3 separate regions of the Mus musculus genome follow, and all the other regions are linked to region 2. A link is a loop called in an ENCODE intact Hi-C map of the cell type or tissue named here. Cell type or tissue: heart. All regions are shown on one strand. Each heading gives the region's core, and the rest is flanking DNA. Links, peaks and the distances in the headings are about the cores only.

The links. Peaks named below come from ENCODE experiments on the same cell type or tissue, not always from the same donor. Only the 100,000 strongest peaks of a DNase experiment are listed, where the experiment ranks them.
Region 1: it touches region 2 in a loop (5-fold over the local background); 7 of 42 quality-filtered maps call a loop at or near these places.
Region 3: a loop joins it to region 2, with 3 times the contacts of the local background. A loop is called at or near these places in 2 of 42 quality-filtered maps.

Annotation. Positions count from the first base shown.
Region 1 is chr14:79,177,164-79,184,232 of GRCm38, forward strand. Vwa8 (von Willebrand factor A domain containing 8) reads left to right here. Exons shown (of 45, transcript NM_027906.1): 41 at 3,578-3,703; 42 at 5,810-5,968. It overlaps Gm4632 (predicted gene 4632), which reads right to left. Exons shown (of 3, transcript NR_152203.1): 2 at 2,959-3,048; 3 at 1,730-2,063. Among named protein-coding and RNA genes, the nearest start is that of Gm4632, 18 kb to the right of the region's middle. In heart, for the core only: no CTCF peak of the experiment used is centred there; DNase peaks (open chromatin) are centred at 3,128 and 3,368; H3K27me3 peaks cover 446 bases.
Region 2 is chr14:79,120,395-79,127,463 of GRCm38, forward strand. The region is part of intron 37 of Vwa8 (von Willebrand factor A domain containing 8); the gene reads left to right. The region is part of intron 1 of Gm30970 (a long non-coding RNA gene); the gene reads right to left. Among named protein-coding and RNA genes, the nearest start is that of Gm30970, 11 kb to the right of the region's middle. In heart, for the core only: a CTCF peak has its summit at 4,337 (motif pointing right); a DNase peak (open chromatin) is centred at 4,597.
Region 3 is chr14:79,271,046-79,278,114 of GRCm38, forward strand. No RefSeq gene overlaps it. Among named protein-coding and RNA genes, the nearest start is that of Rgcc, 27 kb to the right of the region's middle. In heart, for the core only: no CTCF peak of the experiment used is centred there; DNase peaks (open chromatin) are centred at 1,456, 2,126 and 3,166; H3K27ac peaks cover 359 bases.

The sequences.
Region 1 (7,069 bases), core at 841-5,840, 56 kb after region 2:
AATCGCATGACTCTACAGCACTCGATATCTGAGCCGCTTTCTCCCTGTCCAAGGTCCATGGCACCTGCAACTAGGAATCAACTTCTTGTCCTCTGTTACAAGTTCTGGGTCAGAAATTGTTAACAACCACTTTGTGGTCTTGAGGGCTGCCTCACAGTAAAGGTTTTTAAAGTCTTTTTATAAAACTTTCTTAAATTAGGCACACCTATATGGCAGTCTTCACTATGCTAATTTTTCAAAATTATATAAGTACAGTCATTGTAGAGGTCAGAAGTAGGCATCAGATCCCCCTATACTGGAATTATGGGTTGCTGTGAGCATTTGATGAGTGTGCTGGAAACCAAATGTGAATCCTCTACAAAGCACTAGGTGCTCTAACCATTGAACCACCTCTCCAGCCCCGTACGGTCACGCATAAAGAAACAAACCACAGCGTTCTACTCACTTTATTACAGCAAGAGCGCTACAGATGTAATGGTTCATTTCTTCTGATGCTGAATAATATTCCATTGCTAGAACATACCACAGTTTACCCAGTTATATCTCGGTTGCTTCCAAGGTTTTGCAGTTATGCATAAAACACCATGTATAATTTGTGTGTGTTTGTGTGTGTAGATGCAAGTTTCTTACGTGTTGTGTAAATACCACGGCTTGCAGTTGCTGGATTATGAGAGTGAGTTTTGTTTTACAAGAAACTGCCAAACTGTCTTCACAAGTGGCTATAGCAGCTCCACCGGCAGTGAGCGTTCATTCACTCAGCCCTTCTTCGCCCACACTTGGTGTTGTCAGCGGCTTGGATCAGGGCCATTCCTAGGCATAGGATGATATCTCATAGCTGTTTTAATCTAATGGTGGAGAATGTCAGACGTGCTCTCACATGTACAGTTGAGCAGGCCCCACAGCAAAGAAGGCACACTGGTACTAAGGTGTTGGCCTTTAAAAAGACTTACTCTTTGAGACTCATGTATATGATGTATTTTGATCATACACCCCAACACACACACACACACACACACACACACACACTTCCTCTCAGCAGGTTCCCTCCAGCTTTGTGTCTTGTCTTAGAGACCCCCTGAGTTTACGGGTATGGGGGGGGGCGGCTTATGTGAAGATGGCTATAGGGTTATTGCTGGACTCTGGGCAACTTGCCAGTGGCTATAGCAACCATTAACTGCCAGTAACTCCTCAGGATAGAGGTGGGACCTCACGAGCCCTGCTCCCACCCACGATGGGGTGTTGAAAGCTCGTCTTGGGTGTGTTTTCTGCAGGTAGTGGTAGCTGCTGTTAGTCTGTGCATGCAACGGCCGTGTCATTTCATAACACCCATCACACCCTTCACCCTTCTTTCAGCTCTCCCTCCTGTGCTTTGTTTCCTGAGCCTTAAACATGGAGATGTCGATGCCCCCCAGAGAGTGCGCATTCAGTGGTGCCTCAGCATTCACTGCCACCACAATAAGAAGCTCTCTGAGCAAGGCTGAGGGCAGCACTGATCTATGACTGTAAACATAAATAGTAAGAATGTAATTTGACAATATGCCCATTTAGTGTAACAGGTTTTCCCATAGGTTTTTGCCCATTTTTAACTTTTTAGAACATGGGTTTTAAGAGAATTTTATATATTTGGAGTATCATTCCTTTATCAAAATTATAAATGAATATTATATATTAATGTAAATATGAAATAAAGAAACCTGTAATGGGGGAGAAAAAAAAAGAAACCTGTAGCTCACCAACATGGATATTTTAATTCTGGTGGGCAGTTGGCCCACGTGTATATTCTTGGCAAGAATTCCATGAGTGCACAGAAATAGTGTATCCTGGCACAAAGCTCAGATCATGGAAAGTCATGGTAAGATATGTAGCTACCAGTGACAGGAAGGAGGGCAAATATAAACCTTGAGCCTTCGTTCCCACAATCTTCTCAGGCCACCACCCCTGAAGCAGGGATGGGGACTTGGCTCCTGTCATTCTGGTGACTGGTTGGTGATACCGCAGGCTTCCTTGGAGGCCTGGCATTGCTGGGCATCACTGCCGAGGACTGACTCCCGCATGGTTAGCCACTAGGGAAATAAAGAAAAAGTGAATGAATGTGACATAGTTGCAGTAGCTAGCTGTCATCAAAATGGTACGAAAGTTGAATTCTTAAGCTGGGCTCAGGAGGAATATGGGATTTGTACTGGTATAAAATTGTATGTCATGTTAGGTAACAGATGCACCATTGTTAAACCTTTATTCACTAATTTTCATAAATCAAAGGTGATGACCCTGAGGCTTCCCCACCCACTCTGTTAGCTGCTGCATGGCCATGTTAGCCCGGCATGATTTCAGTCCCATGCCACATCAAGTTCTTTTAGTGAATTTTTAATGCCTACCACAGCTATAGAAAACTAAATTTAAACCCCTCCTGTCACCATAAAGGAAATAGAAAATATTCTAATTCCATTCTTCCCCATATTTTTATATTTCTGAGACAGAGTGTGTCCTAAAGTCTGGTTTGTATTCCCAAGGCTCCTTTAGCATAGATCGCAATGTAGCTGCGGTCATGGGCTCTCTTAAGTATGCACCTTCCTTGGGATGTTAGAGTTCGTCTTAGTCAGTTAGGGTTTCTGTTACTACGATGAGACACCGTAGCAACATGCGGAGGAAAGTGTTTGTTTAGCTTATCCCTCTACATCATTATTAAGACAGGAGCTCAAACAGGGCAGCAACTACTGCCGAGGCAGTGGCGGGGTGCTGCCTGCTGGCTTGCTCAGCCTGCCTTCTTATCAGCCCAGGGATGGTACCACCCACAATGAGCTGGGCCCTCCCGCATCAGTCACCAAGAAGATGCCCTGCAGACTGTCCACAGCCTCATCTTACAGAGGCCTTTGTTTAGGTCTCTTCCTCTCAGGTGGCTTTAGCTTGTGTCAGGCTGACATAAAACTATCCAGCACAGAGGTTTTTTTTATCCTTTACCTGTCTGCTTGGGCTGTCTGGCACAGTTGTGTTACTGTGGCAAAGCATGCTGTGGAAGTACCTTCCAAAAAGTTCAGATGCTTTCCAGACCTAGAAAAGCGGAGAGCCATGTGTCACACAGGCGGCTCCCATCCTCCCCAGCTGTTCCAGTTTGCACACACAGTCTCGGGAACCTGACTAAATTCCCATGCAGAAGGGAGACGGCTGAAGCTCAGCGCACAGACTCTGTCACCGTTAACAAGTTCAAGCTGATTGTTTTGTTACCTAATAAATTTTCTGGGATCCCTGTAACAGAAAATCCATAAGAAATACGTCATCATTACATTTCCAGACATTGAACTTTCCCTTGGGGTTCATCTGCATACCGTCTTCCTGTTCGTATGTCCTCTGTGCAAGTTCTTTGTATTGTTCCATGTGTTAAAACAATTACAGCTGAGAAACCACACTCCAAAGGCCTTTCTCATAAGCAGAGCAGAGGCCATGTGACCACATTCTGGCAGAGACCTCTCTGACTGATAGGATCCCGGTGTATTTCCTGTTATTCATGAAAGAAAGTGTGTCAAAGAACTGTAGCACTAAGCACGTAAAGATTCATGTGTCTTTGTCGGTGACATTGCAGGCTAAAGGCAAAGAAAGACAGTGGCTAAGACACCAAGCTACCGGAGAACTGGACGACGCCAAGATCATTGACGGGCTGGCGGGAGAAAAGTCCATCTACAAACGTCGGGGTGACCTGGAACCCCAGGTAAATAATGGGGAACCCCGAGCCTCAGATCCACATAGTTCAGCCTTCTGTACAGAGTTCATGAGTTGTGTCAAAACACCATTAACCCAAAATATGCAACTACAGAAAGCATTATGGGAAACATAACTTTTTTTTAAAAAGGCTCACGATATGGAACACGTACACAAAATAGAATAATATTAAGAACAAGCAATGCAAGAGCCAGGCATGGTGATGCACTCTTCTAATCCTGACCCTCAAGCGTCAGAGGCTGAAAGCACACTGATCTACAAAGTGAGCCCAGGACAGCCAGGGCTACGTACAGACACCCTTTCCCAAAACAGCATCAAAACCAGCAAAGGCAGGGTGAGCTTTAACCAAATTTAGAGGAGTTAACACCAGAGTTCAGACTGTGACCTAAGGTTCAACCAGGCGAAGCAAGGGAATAAATAGTAAAACCGGAAGATGCTAGTTTATATCAGAACAGAAGAGGGTAGTTCACGGTGCTATGGTCCTCAGTGGAGGGGAAGCCAGCCTTCCTACCCTAGTCCAGCCACCTCAGAGAAGAAACCAAGAACAAGCACTGCCCACCAGCCCTGCACCAGCCAGTAGCCAGAAAGCCAGAAGCCAAAAGCTACCTATGCGGCCACCTCCAGGTCCATCCACTCCCCAGATGCAGAGTGGGTGCTCTGAGGATGTGGGGATGGGAGATGCCCTGCTGCTTGTGGATCCCAGAGGAGTCTTCAGGAGAGAGAAACAGAGCAATCATACGGTCTCCTGCTCTCCTGAACTGTAACAATCTGTGTCTATCACATGCCTTCAGTTTGTAGGAAACAAGGAATTCTCTCTTAAGTTATACTAATTGTAGTAAATAAGTATTCACCAGACTGTGGCAACATGGTCAACTATTGAATCCTAGTGAACTTTGGGGTTTTCTATCGCCCTGAATAATCAAAACTGGTGAGTAGCCACCGGGAGCCGGGGCGCAACGAGCGAGGACAGGAGTGTCACTCTCTGTAATGTTTACTCAGAGTGGATCTGGTAGTAATTTGGGAGGTCTTATTTCTATGTCATTGCCATGAGTCAACAGCTGCTTTCTCTGACTCACTGTGGTCAGCAAGTTGTGGACACATCTGTGAGTTAGTCATGCACACGTGTGTGCCACGCTGCTTCTAATCAGGGACACTCAACATAGTTTAAAGGGATGTATAAGATTTGCTTCCTACTGTTATTCTCTAAACATTCATGATATCTTAAGTTATTTATTTATCCTGCATATATGCATATATGTGATGTACACACACACACACAGGGGAGGAGCCATGCATGCCACAGCAGGTATATGGAAGTCTGAGGACAGCATGCAGGACTCAGTTCTCTCCTTCTCCCATGTAGTCAGGCTCCATGGCAAGTTCCTTAGCCACCAAGCCATCTCATGAGCCATCTCACCACCCTCTACAGGATTTTCTTGAAATTATTAGTTCTGCCTATCATATTTCATGCATGCCAGCAAGTATATAATAGTAGAATAATCTGGACTTTTTCTTATTTATTATTACTGACAATCTAAAAAAAAAGTGCATTGGCGGGTCTGGGCCCCAAGCTGATCTCTAAGATTTCACATTTTAATCAGTAATTTTTGCCAGATAGCGGTTCAATGCCACTCTAACTGCCAAGAAAAGAAAAAGAAAAAAGTTCAGCAAGCAGAAGAAAACCCAAAAGCTCTAAAGAGGCGTTCGGAAAACGCTTACGCTCTTGGCCAGGCCACCTCTCACGTAACTGTGCTGTAACAGTCTGGTATTTCTTCAGCCTAGGTGAAAAATGACCTTCAAGTGACTGCGTAGGGATGCTGACGCACAGAGTAAAGGACGTGGGGCTTCTATCCTCCCAGGCTGACATTTCTAAAATGCATTATCTTTAAGTTGTCAACCTCCGGACGGTAGCTTTACCATATCCCAGAGGCAGTTCTTTTCCTTGTGCAGCCAGTCTGACATCTGCTTACTAGGGTACCGCCATTACCTCCACCCTCTGGGACAGCCCTGTACAGACCTGCCCACCTTGGGCTGCCACCTCAGAGCCTGGGCAAGAAGCCAGCTGACCATGGTTTTCTGCCATCCCCTCCCTCAGCTGGGTAGTCCACAACAGAAGCCCAAGCGCCTGCGCCTGGTGGTGGACGTCTCCGGCAGCATGTACCGCTTCAACGGGGTGGATCGCCGGCTAGAGCGCTCGATGGAGGCAGTGTGCATGGTCATGGAAGCCTTCGAGAACTACGAGGAGAAATTCAAGGTAATGGTTCCAGTGGTAGAGCGTCATTGGTCACTTAGGGTCAGTACCGGTAAGGTGGATGCAGACTCCACCCAGAGCTCCAGGCACCATTCTCTCAGCAGCAGGGAACATGGCTGCTGCTTCACCTGTTCTAACTAACAGTAACATAACTGAAGGGCCCAGTAACCTCTAGTTCCCACAGAGCAAAGCACTGCAACATGTAAGTTGTGTGATGCTAAACTGCAGGGTTTCCTGGAAACTCCGAAGCCTGTTCTCATTTTCCTGGGCATCCTCACCGAGTGCCTCTGAACGCTGACATCCCATCAGCAGCCAAGGTCTGCGCACAGCATCCTGTGAACAGTGAGCCAACAATAACATACATCCGCAGCTGGCATGGCAATTCACCCGAGAGGAAGCTGCCCTCTGCTCAAACCATTTCCAGCTTGTTGTTGTGCAGTTTGCTATCAAATCCCCCATTTCAGAGGTCTGAGGATAGGGAGGCAATTCCCACTCTACAATGTCGCCAGCCAGTAGGAGCCACCTCATCTTCTTGTGATTGTCCATAGAAAACACAGGCATCACAGCAGAAAACCTGACTACCAACACATGCCAGAGAGAGCCATGGTATGTACAGATATTGTGAAGGGCACACAACCTAAGCATGCAAACTCTTTAATGGATAAAACAATCCTTGAGCAACGGAGTCTCAAATCCATTGCCATTTAAGCAGGCACCCCACCTGTACCTGAAGACTGTGCCCCATGCCATGGCTCTGTATTACGCAAAAACAAGAGACCAGTTGGCTTCCCATTTCCCTTGGGCTCCTTGTGAAGGGTGCAGTCCACTGGCTCTCCCAGGGTTCCTGTGTAGTCTCTGGGACAATGGCCTTTCAGGGCTCAGTGGGGAGCAGCGAGCAGCGTCCAGCATGACTACCGCGGGGCTGCAAGGCTCTGCACACACAGTACAGGGATAAATGCATCTAACACACGGCTGAGCACGAGAAAGCTCTGCTTCCCTTCATGACAGCAATGCTATCCCTCGTGGTCACCGAAACCCGGGGAACTATGTAAGAGTCCCTCTTGGCTCTATTGTAGTTGCCAGCATTCCCAGAACCCCAATCAA
Region 2 (7,069 bases), core at 1,226-6,225:
GAGGCTGGGTGGCCTTGGTATTGATCAGCATATGGGAACCAGCCTCTCCAGTGAACAGCCATGAGGCCCAGGTGATGACTCGGTGTGCTGGAGGAGGCTGGCTGGAGAGGGCAGGAACTGTAGGCAGTTGTAGGTTAGTGTCTGACAAAATGCCTGAACACCGAGGCAGTCTGGACACTGGAAAGGAAATGGCGTTCGAGTGTTTTGGTTTTTTATTTTTTTGGGTTTTTTTTCAGGGTTTCTCTGTATATCTCTGGCTGTCCTGGAACTCACTTTGTAGACCAGGCTGGACCTGAACTCAGAAATCCGCCTGCCCCTGCCTCCGGAGTGCTGGGATTGAAGGCGTGCGCCACCACGCCTGGCCATTCGAGTGTTTTGAATATGCTGTGTTCATGGTGGTGAGATTGCAGGGCTGATACTCCGGTAACAGTGTTCTGCTGCCGTTTGAAATTAAAGGTCAGAGCTTCAAGCTAGTGTGAGTTATGATCCTGACCAGGGACGTGCATTTAAAGCCATGGGGGTTGTTAGATGCAGGGAGAGAGGCACAGCAGAATGGTTGGGCAAGTGGGAAGCTACAGGTCTGAAAGTGCAGTGCGCTCGCTCAGTCAGCTGTCTTTCAGTGCAGCATCATAGGAACTTTGTTCTCTAGGGAGCTGTACTGGCTAGTTTTGCATCAGCTTGACACAGCTGGAGTTATCACAGAGAAAGGAGCTTCAGTTGGGGAGATGCCTCCATGAAATCCAGCTGTAAGACATTTTCTCAATTAGTGATCAAGGGGGAAAGGCCCCTTGTGGGTGGAACCATCTCTGGCCTGGTAGTCTTGGTTCTATAAGAGAGCAGGCTGATCAGGCCAGGAGAGGCAAGCCAGTAAAGAACATCCCTCCATGGCCTCTGCCTCAGCTTCTGCTCCCTGACCTGTTTGAGTACCAGTCCTGACTTCCTTTGGTGATGAACAGCAGCATGGAAGTGTACGCCGAACAAACCCTTTCCTTCCCAACTTGCTTCTTGGTCATGATGTTTGTGCAGGAATAGAAACCCTGACTAAGACAGGAGCCTATGTGCTAGCCGTTGCAAGACACTGTAACTGAGAAGATGTTTACAGGTTAAGTCAGTTAGTACATCTGTTGTTGGGGATACCCACTGTAAAGAAAACAAATAGTTTAACCCAGTAGCCCTCAAAATTTACTTTTATTAAAAAATATTTTATCAAGTAGACAATTCTAGAAGACCTCTTAGAATGAGCCCTTTATGCTGAACAAGCCCTTTATTGTAGTTATGGTTATGATACAGCTGTGTTGCACGCCACTTATGATTTGTAGGATAAATAAATAGGGTTGGGCCGCTGGTTAAAACAGTAATTCTCCTTATGCATTTGAAGAAAAAAAGCTATTATCTATGTGTTTGCAGGTTCATTGTGGAATCAAAAGTTGTGCAAGATGAAGGCACACATTTGTATCTTAGCAAAAACAAAAAAACCATACCAGGGTGTTGTAGCACACCTCTACTCCCAGGACTTAAGAGGTAGAAAGATGGTCTGGAATTCCAGGCCAGATTCAGCTACATAGTAAGTTTGAGGCTAGCCTGGGCTACATGAGATTATGTCTCAGAAGGAAAAAAAAAAAAGACAGAATGTAAGATGATGTTTAATAGGAACATTGATTTAGTTAACACTAACTTAAGCTATAAATGGTAATTTCCTGTCTCATAGAACCAGGAAATCCCAGAGTAAAAGTGTCCAGCTCATAGCTAGGAGTCAGCACGCATGAGAGCTGTTCTTCCTCAGGGCTAGCTCCTTTCTCACATACTCACCATCAAGTGGCACCACGGCTCTTATGAGGCTTTATCGTTGCCAGGATAAAATTTGCCAACTTTTTCTTTGCTGTTCTGAATACATTTGCATTTAGTGAGCTTCACCCAGTTTTTCTTTTTGATGCATAGTTGTATGTAGCCCAGGCTAGCCTCAAACTGGCTATCTATCCAAGAAAGACCTACTTGATCCTCTTATTTCTGTGTCCAAGTATTGGGATTACAGGCATATACCACCACATCTTGTTTCTGCTATACTGAGAATCAGACCCTTCATACATCTTACATATATATATATATATATATATATATATATATATATATACATATAAACCATACATACATACACATATGGCTTTATACATGCCAGACACTCTATCAGCTGATCACAGAATGAGCTACTTAAAGCTGAGTAATTCTCATTGCATTTTATTTTAGGAGTGAAGATTAAGCTGCTAAACTCAATACATTCTTCATTGCTGGTGTGGGTTGGGCAATGTTCCCATAAAGAACACTCTCCTATACCCCTCCTGGAAAATCTTATACTTACATAGGCCTTGTGTTAACCCAAAGGAAAAGCACTATGCTCGATTGAAAACCATCTCCTTAACCACACTGAATTCCTATTGATGAAAATGTACCACCAGAAACTGCGGTGTCCTGGCCTGGCTTGGAGGGGCCCATAGTGTGGAGGAACTGTCTCGTGGCTAACAGGATCTACTATTGCAATGGTTGTTCTTCCCCTATAGCTTCTGGATTGGTGGTGGGAGTAAGCTGGGTTTGTTGTAAAAGTATGACAGGAATTAGTTAACCATTCTGAAAATAGCTCACTTCTCGCCAATGCCCAACTCCACGACAGATGCCTGATGCTTGCATGCATGGATGATGTGTGGCAAATAGAAGTATATTTTAATATTTATTTATGTATGTGATTTTTTCCCTAAAACTCCAATAGAATGTCCTTTAAAAATAGATCTCGAATTTTCTCCTCCAAGTTTATCACTACATGTTCTGATCTTCTCTAAATGTGAGGGGAATCTGTTTGCACTGACATGCCTTGAATGAGAACGGGGCACGGGGTCACGTTATTAGGAGTCAAATTCTGTTTAGGATTTCTGCCCTTTGGGAATTTAACCGTTTTGATTTTGGTTTGCTTTGGTTTGTTTGTTTGTTTTTTTTTTTTTTTACCTTCATAAACACTGTGTTTATGAAGTCTTTTTAATTTCTCTCTGTGTTACATGTGATACCTGTGCCTATGTGTCTCTTTTTCATTAACTGCTTGAAAGTAAAATGTACATATCCTTTAGTTCTACATACCGGAGTATTTCCTCCCCAGGCACATGGCATGGCCTCCATCCAGACCTCAAGCTCAGGAATGTGAGATTGATACAGTGTAGAAGCCTTGTCCCCAGACCGTATTCAGCTCCAGTGCCCAGTGAGAACAGGAAGGAGTTGAAGAGCGGCCTCTTTGGTGTCTTTCTGTCTCATCAGTTCCTCATTTTGCTGGCTTTCATAACTGGTTCTCTGTGGTATTTTGAAGACCACAACCTGTTGTTTTGTAAAACATCCTTTGATTCGGGACCCAGAGTACGAATTTTTGGCAGGAAAGTCACTGACAACATGGCTCCGTTCAGTGTGCCCTATCCGGCACGGAGAACTGGTCCACCGATGGTGAGGTGGAGGTGTTCTCTCCGATGGGATTCACCTGGAGCGAGCGCTATTTCCCATTATGATTAGGATGGGTGTTTGTGGCGTGTGTTCCAAACCTGTCAATATTCATCCATTGTTTTGGCATTCTCTGCGTGTACGAATACAGTGATGGTTGCCAAGTGGTGATGTCTTACTCCACCACTCCTCCTGTCCACACTGGTTGGCATGCTAAGTTAGAAAGGCCCTCCCTCCCTCCTCTGTCTGTATGATGGCCCCTTGGCTGTTAGCCCCAGGTAACAGGTGTATGGCTACCCTTATTTGCCTTGCTGCTCTAGTTATCCCTGACTCTTAAGTCAGCATTTGAATACAAAGGGGGCATCTGTAAACTTACTTTCACTTAGCTGCAGGTTCGCCAGCTTCTCCATGGGGTATTCTCACACACCCCATTCCAGAGCTGTGTTCATGGAGTGCATCTTGATAAGGCAACATTCTGGAGAAGTTCCCCAAATAGGATTCTTATCCATACACAAACCAGTGAAATCCAGAGAATCACAGAATATTCTTTCATTTACAGCATTAGAAAAAAAGCCTAAGGAATTGGTGGTAATATGGCTACTACCACATATGTTGAACATTATTCTTAATTATAATAGTATTTCTTTTATGAACAGCACCACAAGAAAAACATCCATTCTCACCTTGATGTTTCTTGAAGAGACACTTGGAAATATTTTTGCCTCTAAGCATAGGCTAAAGCCTAAAATAATATAATAACCTTTAAAATGTCATTTTACCCTTATTTATCTTGTTATATTTAAGCACTAACTTCTAAATCACTCCCAATTTATACTTAACTAAAATTATTCTGCTGACCACAAGAGGGTGTCAGCGAGCTTAAAACAGAACTGCCTCAGCCTAGTCAATGTTAGAATTCCATCTCCTGAGCAGTTCCTGTCAGTTTAGTCTTGCAGAACTGTAGTTAAAAAGACAGACATGGGGAGGGGTCCAGTGATCCCTCTGTCCTTTCATCGGCATGACCGCATTGGGTGCCTCTCTTTGTCTGCTCTCACTAATATCCAGGCTCCTTGGTTACGTGATTAGGATGGGTGGCTGACCCTGGCTTGTCAGGGCACACCTAAGGACGGCAGCATTATGACAGTCACAGAGGGATAAAAAGAAAGGGTGTCTGTCACCCACAACAAATTGACTCCAGAAAGAGGGGAGAATGAGTGGTTCCAGCAGCTTCTGAAGTCATTTTACTCTGGTGACATTTTTCATAGCTGAACTACCATGTGCCTCTTGCCTCCTATTAAAACTCTACCCTCTGTCAAGGCCCCTCAAGGTAGACTTGGAGAAGTTGATAGATTTCCTTGTCTTCATCCCAGTATTGCCACATTGAATAATGCCTGTTTTCTGCTTTTACTATTAGTATGGCTTCTTTAGTTAGCTTATTGAGGACAATTGACCAAACCTGGCTTGTTGGGTACACAAGCCATGACCCTTAAGTGCAATAACGCTCGTCCTTTATAGCCGGGTCATTTTGAGCTGCTTAGCCCCTCCCTGGCCTGCTTCTTTCCCTCGGAAGCATGCTATCTTTTTTGTGGGAGGTGCATGTATGCACACATAGAGGCCAGAGGTCAAGGTGAGCAGCTCTTATTTAACCTGGAGCTCACTGATTCAGCTAGACAGCCAAGCCAGCAGCTCCAGAGACTATCCTGTGCTGGGATTACAGATGTGCACCAATCGCCCATGGGTTCTAGGGGACTGAACTTAGGCTTCATGGCAAGCACGTCACCAACCGAGCCATCATCCGAGCCCCTGAAGTGTGCAACCTCTGAATAAGCTGTCTCTGCTAATGTCACCCTCCCAAAAGAATGACAATTAAAAAACAGTCAGTTGGCTATCTGCACTAGAAGAGTTTTGACCCTCAAAGGAAAGTCTTGTATGAGAAGCATTGTATGAGGTGGCATAACCTGAAAGATGGGACACAGTGTGGGTCCTGTTGAAGCCACAGGTACAGAGAAATGTCCTCCAGCCTGTAATCCAGGAAGGAGGTCCTCGTTCCTGAACCGTTAGCACGTCTCCCTGAGGACTCATGCCACCTCTTAGGACTTAATTTCTTTTTCTATAAAATCGGGTATATTATAATCTTAGCAGGGATATACAAAGAACCCCTGTCTCAAAAAATCCAGAAACCAAAAACCAAAACGAAAAAGAAAAAGTAAGAAAGGAAGGAAGGAAGAGAGAGAGAGAAAGATCATGATAGCCACTACTTTCGGTATGTGCTTCTCTTTCCATTTTGAGGTTTAAGTAATTTGGCCACAGTTGCTGTGCTAGTGAAGAACAGAGCTGTAATTTCAGCCTGGTTCTCTCTGCTGTAGAAGCCTATGGGTCAGTCCCTTTCCTGTTGCTGTGGCAAAATGTCTGACAAGGGCTCATTTGTGCTCGAAGTTCAGCGGAATTCAGGTTAGTGGTAAGGAAGTCGCAGCAGCAAGAACATATGGCTGCCCCATTCTGTCCCCTGTAGGAGGGAGGGAGGGAAGGCTGCACTCAGCCAGCTTTCTCCTGAGACATCAGCCATGGGATGCCCACAGCTCACATTCAGGGCAGGTCTTCCCACTTCACATAACCAAATCTAGAAAGTCCCTCGCAGACACACCCAGAGGTTTGCCTCCTGGATCAGCGATTCTAGATCACTGGTTCTCAACCTGTGTGTCAGGACCCTCTTAGGGGTCACATATCAGATATCCTGCATATTATATATTTACATTACAATTCAGAACAGTAGCAAAATTACAGTTATGAAAAGGCAATGAGATAATTGTTTTCCATTGGTTGGGGGTCACTACACCATGAGGACCTGTATTAAATGGTCACAGCATTAGGACAGTTGAGAAGCACTGGTCTAGATCCTGTCAAGTTGATGGTGCTAGCTGTCTGCCTTGTTTTTATTCTCTCCACCATTTAGCTTCCCTAAGGCCTAAAGACTAAGTACGTAGAGGTGGTACTCTCAGAGAAGACTACAAAAGAGTTTGATCAAACGCACACAAATTGGTATTGGTGACACAGGTGTGACACAAGCCAGGAAGGTCTCAGGCCAACAAGGCATTGTGCATCTCAGAATCCAGACTTCTAAATGAAATCTCCTTCATTTGAAATTTAGGCAGCAACATCAGGGTTTCTAGTAGTTTTAAGGAGAATGGCAAAACTCTCCCTACTGACTTCTGTTTCCTCTTAGCAGGGTGGGCACACAGCAGGAGACAAAGCCAAGCTCTCCCCAAGCTTTGTCAAGCTGTTGAATTTGTTACCCCTCCCTACAGACTCTTAGCTTCTCCAGAAAAACCTTAAACATTTATTTGAAGAGTATGTAATCTGGGGAACTGGCAAAATATGTCCCTGGTTTTGTTGAGCTGACAAACATGTTTTGTCTTTTTTTTTGGTTTTGGTTTTGGTTTTGGTTTTTCAAAACAGGGTTTCTCTGTATAGCCCTGGCTGTCCTGGAACTCACTTTGTAGACAAGGCTGGCCTCGAACTCAGAGATCTGCCTGCCTCTGCTTTCTGAGTGCTGGGATTAAAGGCATGTGCCACCAAGCCCAGCACATGTTTTGTCTTA
Region 3 (7,069 bases), core at 833-5,832, 150 kb after region 2:
CCGGGTGTGGTGGTGCACACCTTTAATTCCAGCACTCGGGAGGCAGAGGCAGGCAGATTTCTGAGTTCGAGGCCAGCCTGGTCTACAAAGTGAGTTCCAGGACAGCCAGGGCTATACAGAGAAACCCTGTCTCAAAAAACAAAACAAAACAAAACAAAACAAACAAACAAACAAAAAAAAAGAAAGAAAGAAAAAAGCCACAAAAGGCTACATAATGCATGATCCCATCTAGACACAATAGACAGAATAGGAGAATCCATAGAAGCAGCAGCCGGGGGACTGCCAGGGGATGGGGAAGAGGTGAGAACTGGTGGGTATCAGTTTCCTTTCAGGGGTGATGAAAATACTCTGAAATCAGTAGTGATGGGGGCCAAGCCCCATGGCTGCACTAGAGAACAGACCCGTACACGGGGAAGACGCTGTGGTAAATGAGCTTCACTCAATGACACAATTATGTAAAAGTCTGTCTTGAGACAAGTCAAGAAGCATGGAAAGGCTTTGGGCAAGCAACAGTGACCCAATGAGGCATCAACACAGAGCTGGTGTCTTCAGTTTAACAGTGAGGACAACAGAGAAAAAAATCCCATGAGCCCACTGAGCCCTAACCAGAAGTTGATTGATTGAAGCTGGAGGTCTGTGGTGGTTAGAAAGAAAATGGCCTCTGTAGGCACTAGAGGCCAGTGACACTATTAGCAAGTGTGGCCTCCAGCACTATGTCTGCCTGCACAGCACTGTATTTCCTGCCACGATTATAATGAACCAAACCTCCAAACTGTAAGCCAGCCCCAATAAACGGTTCCCTTTATAAGAGTTGCAGTGGTCATGGTGTCTCTTCCCAACAATAGAAACCCTAACTAAGACAAGGCAGCTGCATAGAAAGAAGGTACCAGCTGCGGGGGCAGAGCCCCACCCAGTGAGGAGCAGCTCCAGGTCTTTGCCATGCACGAGACGGGTAACACTGTAGACTCAGAGATTCACCTCCAAGGAATTTGTCCTTTCATCACTAAAACGTGAAGCAAATTCTTGTCACAGCACACCAGTGACTCCCCTGCCAATCTGAGTTGTGCTTTTTGGTTGTTTTTCTTTTACAATATTAATAACTATTCAGCCAAAACTACTTCCGTACACTTGGAACAAGTTCCACTGAAGCAGAGACTCGGGCCTGAAGTAACACCTGGCAGTTTGACATCCTGTCCTACAGCCAAATTTATAACTCAGTTGGGTTTCTTGAGCACTTACTATGTGCCAGGGATCTTGGTATCAGAATGAAAGAGGTGCCGGTGTCTTTAGAGAGCCCATAGGTTGCCCTGAGGCAGGTGAGGTAAGATTGTCACATGCGGTGACAGAGACAGGAAGGGTACAGTCAGCCTGGAGGTGAGGAAAGGCCTGCAGCCTGGGCTTCCTCCTCCTGGACTCTGAAGGACCTGGGGCTGGCCTTACAGTCATCAGATAGCAGTGCAACTCTTCCTGGGAAAAACATTCCCATCAGGCCTTGCAGACTGGAAGTCCAGGGAGGAGGAAGTAGAGCATAGGAGAGAGCCCAAACCAGGAAGACTTTCAGACCCTCCCTAGTCTATAAGTAGGGACATCCAGTGTGGAGTTATCTTTACCAGGTTTTGACCATGAAGAGCCCCTCCCCCCCAAAAAAGGGCTTTCTGGATTGGTAGCACTCACAATTTAAAGCCATATCTTGAGCCTTCGTGATAATTAAACTTACTCATTACACATTTTTCAATAACACAAAAACTCTCTCCTTTGTTTTTCTTCATGAATACGCTCTATGTGTTTTCGTTTCTCTCTCTTAATATGCCTTAAGTTGCTTGTGGTATTTACAACCAAATACTCAGGTTTCAACACAGGTTAAAGACTTACCCCAAATCTCCAACTAGAAAGCAGCAGGGCCAAGATTTCAATCAATTCTCAGGTTCCCAGTTCAGCTTTCTTATTACTCCAAGCTAATTTTGAAATAGGGGAGGCATTGGTTTTCCTTTGAACGAAGGGTTTGAAGGCCGCAGCTTGTGCCAAGCCAGGTCTAAGAGCACACACGGCTCCTTCCAACCTGGAATGATTTCAACTCAGGTCAGCCAGGCCACATCTCCCATGGGAGCATTGGGACCTGGTGGGGCGGCAGCCATAGCTTCCAACAGCTCAGCGTAGAGTGGAGGGGTCATGAGCAAGGCTGCCCCTGGTCTAAGCAAGTCCAGGAAGACAAAATGCAGGAGACTCCAAGGGCAGAGGAAACAGGCGTTGAGGCAGCAGGGTCTCGTGCCCAGGGCTGGGGCTGTCCCTCAGTCAGGTTGACAGGATGCTCCCGGGGGCATGCACAAATGCCCTGGGTTCGATCACCAGCCCACTATAAAACTGTGTGGTGTACACACATGAAATCCCAGCATTTGGGAGGCGGAGACAGGAGGATTAGAAATTCAAGGTTATCCTTAGCTGCACAGCAAATCCAAATTCAGCCTGGCCTACATTAAGACCCCCCCCCCCCGTCTCAAAAACAAACTAAACAAATTCATCTCCAATATACTTAGCTGTACTGGGGACCAAGCTAGGTGGCTTCTAAATTAAATGTCCCTGTTGCTTGAGGTCTCAAGAAATGAATTTTATACATTTCCCCCTTCTCTCTTTTGCTACAGAACCTCTGGACATAGCCTGAGAAGCCAAAGGGAATAAGCCTGGGGCCGTATTCATCAAATCTCTCCTCAGAAGTCATGAGGTTACCATGGCAACATTGACCCAGGTTACTTCAGAGACTGTCAGGTTGTGGCGAGATGATGACAGGGAAAAGCTGAACTTCATGGTCACAGGGCAAGATTTATGCGATTTAATTTGGATCAACGTCCCAAGGAAGCTGACTCCTGAGCCCTGGAATGGCAGGAAGCCTTGAGTGGGAACAAGATCTTCTGGCATGACAGAGAGAGCGTGGACCAGCCCTGCCTCTCTGCACTGTCCTGACTGAAGCTCTTTCTGTCTGCACACTGGGGGTGGGGTGGGGGTGACTACTGCCTGGCTAGCGGGGCTGCTCTGAGAACAAATGAGTCACCTGTGTCAAGTGCCTTACCCACGGGACAAGTGCACTTGAGTCCCACTCTCAAGAGGCCTCCAGAGCATGGCTTTCCAAAGGCGGTGGATTCTCCTGCAGTCACATCCGCATAAACATCCCTCGCAAGTGGCCCTCTGAAGGCGACTGCACACTTAAACGCTAGATTCGTCTATTTAAGTCCCAGAACAGGATGTCTTTGTCCTAAGAAACCCTGAAGTGACTTCTGATGCTTCCGTGCCAAGCTAGAACAGGCATATTTCATGTGACAGTCCCCTCTTCCTGTACTGCCTAGAAAGGTGACTAAGGTGGACTCTGGTTTGTGCTCCTTTTAGACTGCCTAGCAGGCTCCGCACAGCTCCAGTGAGGAACTGTCATTCAGTTTGCCAAAGTCCAACATCACAAGAGGTCCATACAGGGACTGGAACTCTGGGCAGAAAAAAACCTCACCATATCAGGTCCACCTCCCATCCTCAGACAGGGGCCTCCTAACATCCAGTTGAGCACATTATAATCTATCATTTAAAAAGGAAAAGGGGAATGGAGAGATGGCTTAGCAATTAAGAGCACTGACTGTTCTTGCAAAAGACCTGGGTTTAATTCCCAGCACCCACACAGTGGTTCTGTGATGTTGGTCCCAGAGGATGACACCCTCTTCCTATGTCACCAGATACTATGTCACCAGACATACATACAGATGAAGAAAATTTTTTTAAAATTTCAAAGAAAGAAAAAGCCAGGGTTTGGAGGCAGCAGAGTTCACCCCTCCCCCTGCCACCTCCTCTGAGTGTTAGGAGGGACCTGGAGTTTCTTTCAGTGGAGTCTCGGTCTCATTTGTAAAAGTATTCAGGTCAGGTGTGGTGGCCTCACCTTAAATCCCAGCACTGGGGACGTAGAGACAGGTGGATGTCTGTGAGTTCAAAGCCAGGCTGGTCTACATATCAAGTTCCAGCTTAACCAAGGCTATATAGTGATACCTTGTCTTTGTTGTTGTTGTTGTTGTTTGTTGTTGTTGTTGTTGTTGTTGTTGTTTTGGAGGTTGTCTCCCACCTACTCCCCACACCCCTACACCCATAAAGGGTTTCTCTTTGTGTAGCCCTGGCTGTCCTGGAACTAACTCTATAAACCGGGCTGGCTCACAAAGACCCACCTACCTCTGCCTCCTGAGTGGTGGGATTATCAGGCATACACCACCACTGCCCAGCAATACCCCGCGGAGAGCTATTTTAGTAGATTTCGAAAGAATAACAGAGCAGGAGTTAAGCTTGCCCCAGACACTTTGATAAGTTCCTTCATTCCATTAAATGGTGAAGATTTCTAGTGGTTAGCATTCCACATTAGCTTTCCTAACACTGCCAGCGGCAGCAGACCCCTGATGGTAGCAGATCAGTTACCTGATATTCTTCCACTCACTACTCATCTTCCTTTGGTCACTGCCAGCAAAGTCAGTCCCCAGTCAAAAGGGGAAACCACACACACACAACACACACACACACACACATCCCTCTAACTACCCCAGTTTATAAGTGGCTTGCAAGATCTGAGAGATTATAACAAGCAACCCCCCATCTCTCCCTCCCCCCACCCCTACTGCAGGTTTTACACCATAAGAAAGAGCTCATCTGTCTGAAGTCACTTGTCCTTTGTCTTTCCTTCTGCTTGACCTTTCAGAAGACAAACTGCAGCTTGGCAGCTGCTGACAGGGGGGGGATGGCTAAGAGGATCGAGTTTTGAGTCGTCAAGTTCAGGGCCAAGAAAGCAGGCAAGTCCAGTAGCGCAGGCTGAGAGTGAGAACGTCCTCAGGGTTAGAACGAGCAATCAGGTTTAGGATTCGGATCAGTATCCAAAGAAACAAAAGCAAAGGAAGAGATGAGAGAAGCTGTGCTTTATATGTCAGAAAGGTAGACAAGCTTAGCAAGGAAGGTTGGCAAGCCACTGCCTGCAAGGCTGTTGGGGCTCCTGGGTGTGGAAATGAGGGATCAGGAGTCAGGCAGATTCCCCGAGACAGACAGAGAGGGAGAGTGTCCATAACTCGCTAATAAAGCACATCGGCTTCCAAGATGGCGGGCTTCTTCCCTACCCTGGGTTAACATTTCTTCTAGGCTCCGCCCTACAGTTGCCTAGCAACAGCCTGGCTCACCTATAAAAAACTGTTCTGGTTTCTCTGTCTCCCTCCCTCCCCTCCCTCTCCCTCTCCTCCCTTCCTTCCTCTTCCCCCCTCACTCCCTGTCTTTTCTCTCTACTCCCATCATCTCTCTCCCCTCCTCCTCCTCCCCCACCCCCATCCTCCCACCTCCATGTTCCTTGCAGCAGCGTGTATGTGTGTGTGTGTGGGGGGGGGGGGGTTTCTTCCCCTGTTTCCCTCTCCTCTCCTGTCCTTCTCTGTCCCCTTTCTTTCTCTGCCTCAATTCCCTTCCCCACAAACCCTTCCCAAATAAACGTCATTTCATACTAGACCCTGACGGGATGATACCAGGGTGGCAGGGGTGCCTCAGCATGGGCCCGCTAAGGCACCCCTCCTACTGCATCATGTCACCGAATCACAAAAGTATCACCCTTCTGACCTGAGACAAAGGCCTGAGAGGCGTTTCCTCCCACCAATAGGGGTCTCCGGTCTGTGGAACTGCCTGACAAGTTCAAGGCCAGACCACACGGTGTGTTTACCCCAAACCTATGGGCATATTAGCCTCCAAGTCTGTGTTCTAACTGACCAACCCTAAACTGAAGGAGGAAGATCCCCTCATAAGGACCCTTGAAACTACCAAGCTTGCTGGGCAATGGTGGTTCACACCTTTAATCTCAGTACTTGCCAGGCAGATCTCAGAGTTTGAGGCCAGCCTCGTCTACAAAGCAAACTCCTGGACACAAGAGAAACCCTGTTTCAAAACAAAACAAACAAACAAACAAACAAAACAAGCAAACAAACAAAAAAGCAAAACAAAAGCAAACCATCAACCTTCGAGGAGAAACCAGGCCTCAGCTTCCAGACTCCACCCTCTTGCTTTGCCCAGGGTCTTTATCTCTGAGTGTCCTGATGATGAGTGCACCCACCTGTGCATTTCCTCATTCCTAATAAATGTCTTTACCAGCTGATTCTGTCTGCTTCCCTCTGATACATCTAAGATTTACCTACTGTCTATTTTCCTGATTCTTAATTCATTAACTGGCAGGGGAAAAAAAAAAACCTAACAGAACCATCTAGGTAACAAAGTACATTGTTTCTTTAAGGAGATAGTTATTCCCCCACCCGCTCATTCAGGTAAATCAGCCTTCCTGCGGAGCTGTCCAGACACATGACTGAAAGTCCCAGCTTGTTTCACCCTTGACAGAGACAACCCTATGTAATGCTCTGGTCTCCAGGGCAGTTTACAATGTCATGCCCACTCTGTCACTTAACTCTGGGTCTCTTGCTCCCTCCTTGACAATAAGGGAAGTGGCTGAAGCAGAGAGGTTTTAAATTGCCACTGGCCAGTTGTGCAGGACAGCTCTTTTGAAGGAAGGCTTTACTCCCAACCCTCCTGTTTTCTGTCTGTCTCTCTCCTGAATTACACAACCAAAAGTACCAGAAAGTAGGAGCCCAGACTCCAAGGACAGAAGCAAGCCAGGTATTTGACATCTTAAAAGAAAGAAAGCAGTGACTGTTGGGGCCCTCTTGATTCTCTGGAGGAAATGCTAATCTGACCTTTTAGACAAGCTCTTTATTCTCACTGAGGACAGTCTGTCTTTCAAAATGGGCCTTAGTAGATACTCGGGGATGGGTTCTGGATCTGGGGACAGACAAGACAAAAACAGCAGATCTCACAGGCGTGGAGAGCCACCAGTACAGAAGCACTGGCTCACAGCTGTCCATTAAACAAAACAAGCAAACAAAGAAACAGTGACAGTTGTCTTAGCCTGGCTTTGCTGGCCACCTCCGTCCAGCTAGCTGCCTGCCTGCCGGGTGAAGAGCTGTTCTCTGCTTTCTCTGACGAGGCTTCTTTTATTTCCTCACCTTTCTGGAAGGACCCAGATTTCATTTTCCCTTGT